Regions from separate parts of the Homo sapiens genome. Here region 1 is linked to region 2. A link is a contact called in ENCODE Hi-C or POLR2A ChIA-PET data. All regions are on one chromosome and are shown on one strand. The core of a region is the stretch at or near the end of the contact, and the rest is flanking DNA. Distances in the headings are between cores, read along the strand shown.

Evidence for each region. Hi-C counts contacts between places; a loop is a spot of excess contacts on that map. ChIA-PET counts read pairs that join two places held with the same protein, here RNA polymerase II (POLR2A). Pooled maps may share reads with other maps.
Region 1: a pooled map shows a loop between it and region 2 (10-fold over the local background). The contact joins the enhancer-like site here to the promoter of RAB8B in region 2. A Hi-C loop is called at or near these places in 1 of 37 single-sample maps with no recorded cell type and 7 of 50 pooled maps. POLR2A ChIA-PET finds 5 or more read pairs at or near these places in 2 of 52 experiments (activated B cell and naive thymus-derived CD8-positive, alpha-beta T cell).

What each region holds. Positions count from the first base shown.
Region 1 is chr15:64,893,442-64,896,141 of GRCh38, reverse strand. No RefSeq gene overlaps it. Among named protein-coding and RNA genes, the nearest start is that of ANKDD1A, 17 kb to the left of the region's middle. RefSeq lists enhancers at 746-1,344, 2,139-2,448, 2,599-2,700 and silencers at 1,459-1,508, 1,549-1,598. Within about 2 kb of position 1,326, at least 37 of the 41 ENCODE cell types and tissues checked have a DNase peak (open chromatin) inside an H3K27ac peak, as active enhancers do.
Region 2 is chr15:63,188,307-63,191,006 of GRCh38, reverse strand. RAB8B (RAB8B, member RAS oncogene family) reads right to left here and starts at 1,401. Exons shown (of 8, transcript NM_016530.3): 1 at 1,259-1,401. The coding sequence starts at 1,382. LOC101928972 (a long non-coding RNA gene) reads left to right here and starts at 1,576. Exons shown (of 4, transcript XR_932355.4): 1 at 1,576-2,161. RefSeq lists a silencer at 1,317-1,646 and an enhancer at 1,827-1,976.

The DNA.
Region 1 (2,700 bases), core at 77-2,576, 1.7 Mb before region 2:
CCTCCCCTTTCCAGCAGTGATCCTAACACCAGTGCTGGGCACTGTAAGGTCTGGAGGGGCCTTTGGTATCCCCAGAGAAAACAGACTGCCTTTGCATGCTTCTTGTCAGCATGAGAGGCAAGCCCTGGTCTAAGTGACACCGAGGTTGCAGCCAGGGTGTCTCTGACAGGGCTGCTGTCCTCAGATGTGAAGGCTTTGCTCCTCAGCCTCTTGCTACAGACCTCCCTCTCACATTAACTCCTGCCAGGACTTTTGGTTTCGGTTTCTGACAGCAGAAATAAGTTCTACCCTTTCCCTCTGTTGTCCTCCACACTTCCCCTCCTCCTACCCTACTTCCTTCACCCTTCTTCCTCCCACCCTAGTAGGAAATCCCCCCCCTGCCCCCACCCCCAGTCCCAGTCTGAGAGGGACAAAGAAGAAGAGAGGAATAGAGAAGGGACTGAGAAAGGGAGTTGCCAGAGACCTCGCTGCATCTTCGGGGCTTGGTGATCACTCACAAATCTGCAAATTGTGCCCTGTACAACTCAAGAGGACACCAGTCCTCTCAAGTCACCAAAATTTGCATATTTATTAGCACACTTTTCAGACAGATGGCAGTAAAGTGTCTTGAGAAGGAACAGTCTGAAGCTCTGGAGTGGGGTTAAAGGGCTGAATGCCTTTCGGCTCTCATCTCCTAGAAGCCCCAAGGCACCCCCAGTCCTTGAGCTGTAACCCACTTATCCCTCTTTGCTCAACTTCCCAGCTGGGCTAGAACCCCAGTGAGACTCTGGCTCAAAAGAGGCTCGCCAATCTAGGTCCATTTGTGGGGCCCCAAGCAAGTCTCTTCCTCACTAGGCCTCAGTTTCCCCATCTGTAATATGTAAAGAGAACAAAAGGATCTCTAAGCGGCCATCTATATTTAACAGCTGAGTCTGTGCAGAGGGTGCCTGGAGGCAGATGATTACAGTTGGGTTGCAGCCTCAGGGTCCCTATTTCTCTGAAGGAAGGAGGTTGTTGGTTGTTCCGTTGACTGAGAGCAGGGGTCAGAGAGGATTCTTTTGTTGAAGAATATCAAGAGGGGCTGTGTGACCTGGGGCGGCTCCTCTAACCTCTCTAAACCTGTTACCTCCCCTATGAAATAAAGGTGGTAATATTCACCTTGCAGGTGGCTGTGACGACTGAAGGGAGTACTGCATGCAAAAGTGCTGGCGTGGAGGAGGCGGCAGAAGAGGGCGGCGGCGGGGCACGGCAGCCACTGCCTGAGCTCAGGCTCCAGGGCAGGAAACCCACCTGACAGGCCACTCCTTCAGCTCGCCTCCCCCAGTGGGCTCCCTCCCCTCTCTCTGCAGGGCCACACCTCTGGGAGGATGCTCAGGGCTTGCACAGCGCTGAAGGAACCCCAAGGAGCCTACACCCCTTAGCCTGTCATGCCAGGCCCTCCCCTACCTACGCCCCGCGGCCACTCCCCACCCAGCCCCCCCGACCTGCTCGACACCCCCAAACAAGCCATGCACACCTCCCTGCCTTTGCCCAGGCTGCATCCTTTCCGGGTCACATGCCCTTCCCTCTCCCCCTCCTCAAGACAGCTAAATCCTGCTCATTGTTTAGGGCCCAGCTCAAATGTCACCTTCTGAGAGAAACCTTTCCCTGCCCTTCCAGTAAAGAAAATACTCATTCTTCCTGTTGCCTCCCTCAGCCCCGCATTCAGTCCCGTCAGGAGTGCAGCTGGGCTCCAGTCCGCCACATCCCCTCGCGGAGCCCCCAGTGCCTTATCTAGAAAATGGAGGTAAATCGTCCCTACTTGGGGGGCAGGACGAGTTCAATAAAATGGGACACGTCGGGCGTCTAAACATAGCGTGGGGCCCACAGTAGAGCCCGGCGAGTCCAACCAGTCAGCCTCGCACTGAGAGGGAAGCGCGCGCCAGGCCCCGTTTCCAGCCTCCTGTAAGTCCTCCCGGAAGACCAGTTCACAGCTCATTGGAAGATCAACCAGGATTGACAGGTTCCCAGCCCAATGGCTGGCCGAGCCCGAGAATGGCTCGGGAGCAGGTGGTCGGCCCCTTCCCCTCTCTGGGGCCTCTACCTGCGGAAGGCAGGGCGGGGGGCCTGGTTTCCACAAGCTGCCTGTGTCAGCCTGTGGGGCCGGCCGCCCCACTGATGACTCAGGTCTCCTCCCCACCCTTCCCCTTCAGGAAGAGGCCCTGTCATAATCGCAGTTGTACTACATAAAAATAGCTTCGTTTCACAGTGACATGAGCACAGCCCTTTCCACTGAGGGAAGAGGAAGGCAGTTTCCCCCTACGCGTTCCCCGGGTCCCTCTTCAAAAGCGGATCCTCGGGTGGGGGCTTCACACTTCTCAGCAATAGCTTCATCAGCGGCTTCCTCCCCGGCTTCGGCGCTGAAGGCTTTTTTTACCGCTTTGCGACCAGCTTCTCACCTTTTCTTATTTGGCCCTCACGTCAGAGACGGCAGGCAGCTGAGGTTGCTGTTCCCATTGTGCAGGTGTGGAAACCCAGGCCAGAAGAGGGGAGGTGACTGGCCTGAGGTCACACAGCAAGCTCGCGAGAGCCGAGTTGGGGGCCCTGACTCCTTCACCGAGTTCCTTACGCGCCTGCATAGGCCTCCTCCTAGGAAAGTACTGTGGCCACAGCCAGGGCACCAAGAAAAAGGAGAGGCGAGGAAGGCTGGACGGAACACAGATGTGAGGGGCAAGACATTCA
Region 2 (2,700 bases), core at 152-2,651:
ATGATAAGTTAAGAGATCTTATTACCTGAACACAGTGTCTTCCAGTACAAAAGTAGAAAGGACAGCTCCCAGCCAGGATCAGAAAAACTCTTGATTCAATTGGAAGTAACTGAGAGGTATATCACATGTTGTGATTCACTTAACAATAATTAGAACCAAAGCAAAATATACAGGGAGGCAGGTAGAATGTAAGTTCATTTCCTTGGCTGAGAAGCTGTTAAACATTCAAACCGAAGGATTTAAAATACTGAGAAGTCTTGCTTCTCAGGAGATGGTAGTAAAGAGGTGAACCATATTTTCCTGACCACATCATTTCCAAAAGTCACCAATTCCCTTAACATCCATTAACACTCACAGAACAAATTAACGCTCTATAGACATTATTCCATCATTAGTCACATTTTGCTTTCTCCTGCACTTGATCCAAAGGAAGTGAAGAGAAAATGGTAATCAGTTACTATAGCAAGTCTTGCGCCCCACTACTTTCCATTTCCTCTCTTTTCCATCTCCTCTGTCTTCTCTGCTCAACCTCCCTTTACTATGATGTTGCTTCCTCTTTTCCTTTCTGTCTCACACCCAGATCCCTTTACTTTCTCCATCAAGTATCCTCATTCTGCCCTCTGATCCCTTGAACTCTTCTTCCACCTACAATTTTCTTCTGTCCCCTCCTACGACATCTCAGTCCAGACCTCCTGTGGCCAGCCGTCCCCTTCTTCCTCACCTCCTGACCGCTCATTCCCCTGAATTCCCTTCCAGTTGCCTGGTTCTCACCTCTCTGTCCCTTGTGTCCTCTGTCCCTTTACTTCACATCCCTCTCATTGCCCCCATCCCTCATTTCCCCCTTCACATTTCCTTCCTCTCCTGTCTTTTAATCATTGGCACGTCCACTATCCCCTTCTCTCTACATGAGATTTCCTGAGTCTTCCCCCCAACACATTTTGTCCCTCAAAGACCCCTCCCTGTCAGTCTCCGAACCCTCTCGTTCCCCCAATACCCCTAGTCCTTGTTCCTCTGTTCCCCTTCCCGTTCCTTTGCCCCCAAGTTCCCCCTTCGCCCTTAGCCTCACGTTCCCGCTCGCCTCTCTCCCTCACGCCCTCGCCCCTCTCCCTCACGCCCTCGCCCCTCTCAGTGCCCCCGCCACCTTGCAGTCCCCGGGGTCTCCTCTCCCGGGCTCCCAAGCGCCCCCCGCCCTTTCCCCGTCCCCTAGTACCCGCCCCCCAATTCTCTACCCGGTCCCGGGCCGCGGCCCCTCCCTCACCGATGGTGGAGATGAAGGTGGTGTTGAAGGCGTCCTCTGAGAAGCGGAACAGGAGGCAGGTCTTGCCTACCCCCGAGTCGCCGATCAGCAGGAGCTTGAAGAGATAATCGTACGTCTTCGCCATCTTCTCGCTCCGGCCCTCTGACCGGGGAGCCAGAGGAGGCGGTGGAGAGAGGCGGGGAGGGGGCCGCGGGCGAGGGGGCGTGCCCGCCAATCCGCCGCTGCTCGCCCCGCCCCACGCCCCGCCCCTCCTCTCGGAGAAGGCCTGCGCGCCCCGCCCCGTGCGGCCAATCGGCGAGGGCTTCGTCATCACCGCCCGCGCCCCGGGACTTCATGGGACTTGTAGTTCCTCCGGGGAGCCTCGGGCGTGCCCCGCGAGGACTGTCCAGGCGGCTCCAGCGGATAAAAGACCTGCTATGGGCGGGGTGACAGGGTGGAGGCGTTTCCACCCGAGCTGGGAAGGGAGGCCCCGTTTCGTACTCTGCTGGTCGAGCCGCGGGAACTTAACTTTGTTATTTCTTTGTGTGCAGACGCCTTCCAAATCCAGGACCTCAGAATCAGAGCCCCGTAGTTCCCGCATCTCTTCCGCCGAGACCTGGAGCAGAGATGCTTTCTTTCCTTGGCGCTGCTGTGGCGCAGCCTACGGGTTATCTGCAGAGGGCATTATCCAGCTTCTCCCCGAGGCCATGCCCAGCACCACTATAACCCCCTCCCGCAGCCCCTCAGTCACAGAGCTGAGAAAGAATGGTTACCATGCTAACTCGAACCTCACTCGTGCCCCCTTCTTCACGCCACACAGACCAGAGCCAAATACAATGAGTATTTAGAGAATCTGCTACGCTGATCGCTCCCCTCTCCTCGCAGGAGGATGGATTTTTAAATCTGGGAAGTCTTGTGCTACAGGTCTGTGCCCCATGAAACTGCAAGCATCCTGTGAGGCGGGCCACGGGAATTTAGAGAGTAAGATTTGAATTTAGTCTTGGCTCTGCTGCAAAACCGCTGTGACAAGTCACACAGGCACTGGACATTTCAGTTTTCTCATCTGTAAAATGGATATGAAACAAGATACTTCATAGGGTTCCAGTGAAACTTAAATACTAAATGTGAAAGTTCTTTGAAACCCATAAGGCACTGTTAGCAGTGATGGTAATATTCATTACTCTTCAGTAGGCTCTCACTTAATTGATGACGAATATAGGGAGGAAACAGCATTCTGTTATACTCAAGTTAATCCTTTATTATTTATTGTCTTAGGCTAATTCTCTGTTTTGTGGATGTATTGTTCAGTCCCCTTTCATTTGCTAGTGGCAGAAACCCAACCGGATTAGCTGTTGTGAAAGGGGTGTTGACTGGTTCAGGTAATGTGGAAGCAAAAGGCTAAGAAGGTGTGGGACTAGGAGTCCACCCTGCCAGGGCTCTGTGTCTCTCATCTGTTGTTCTCC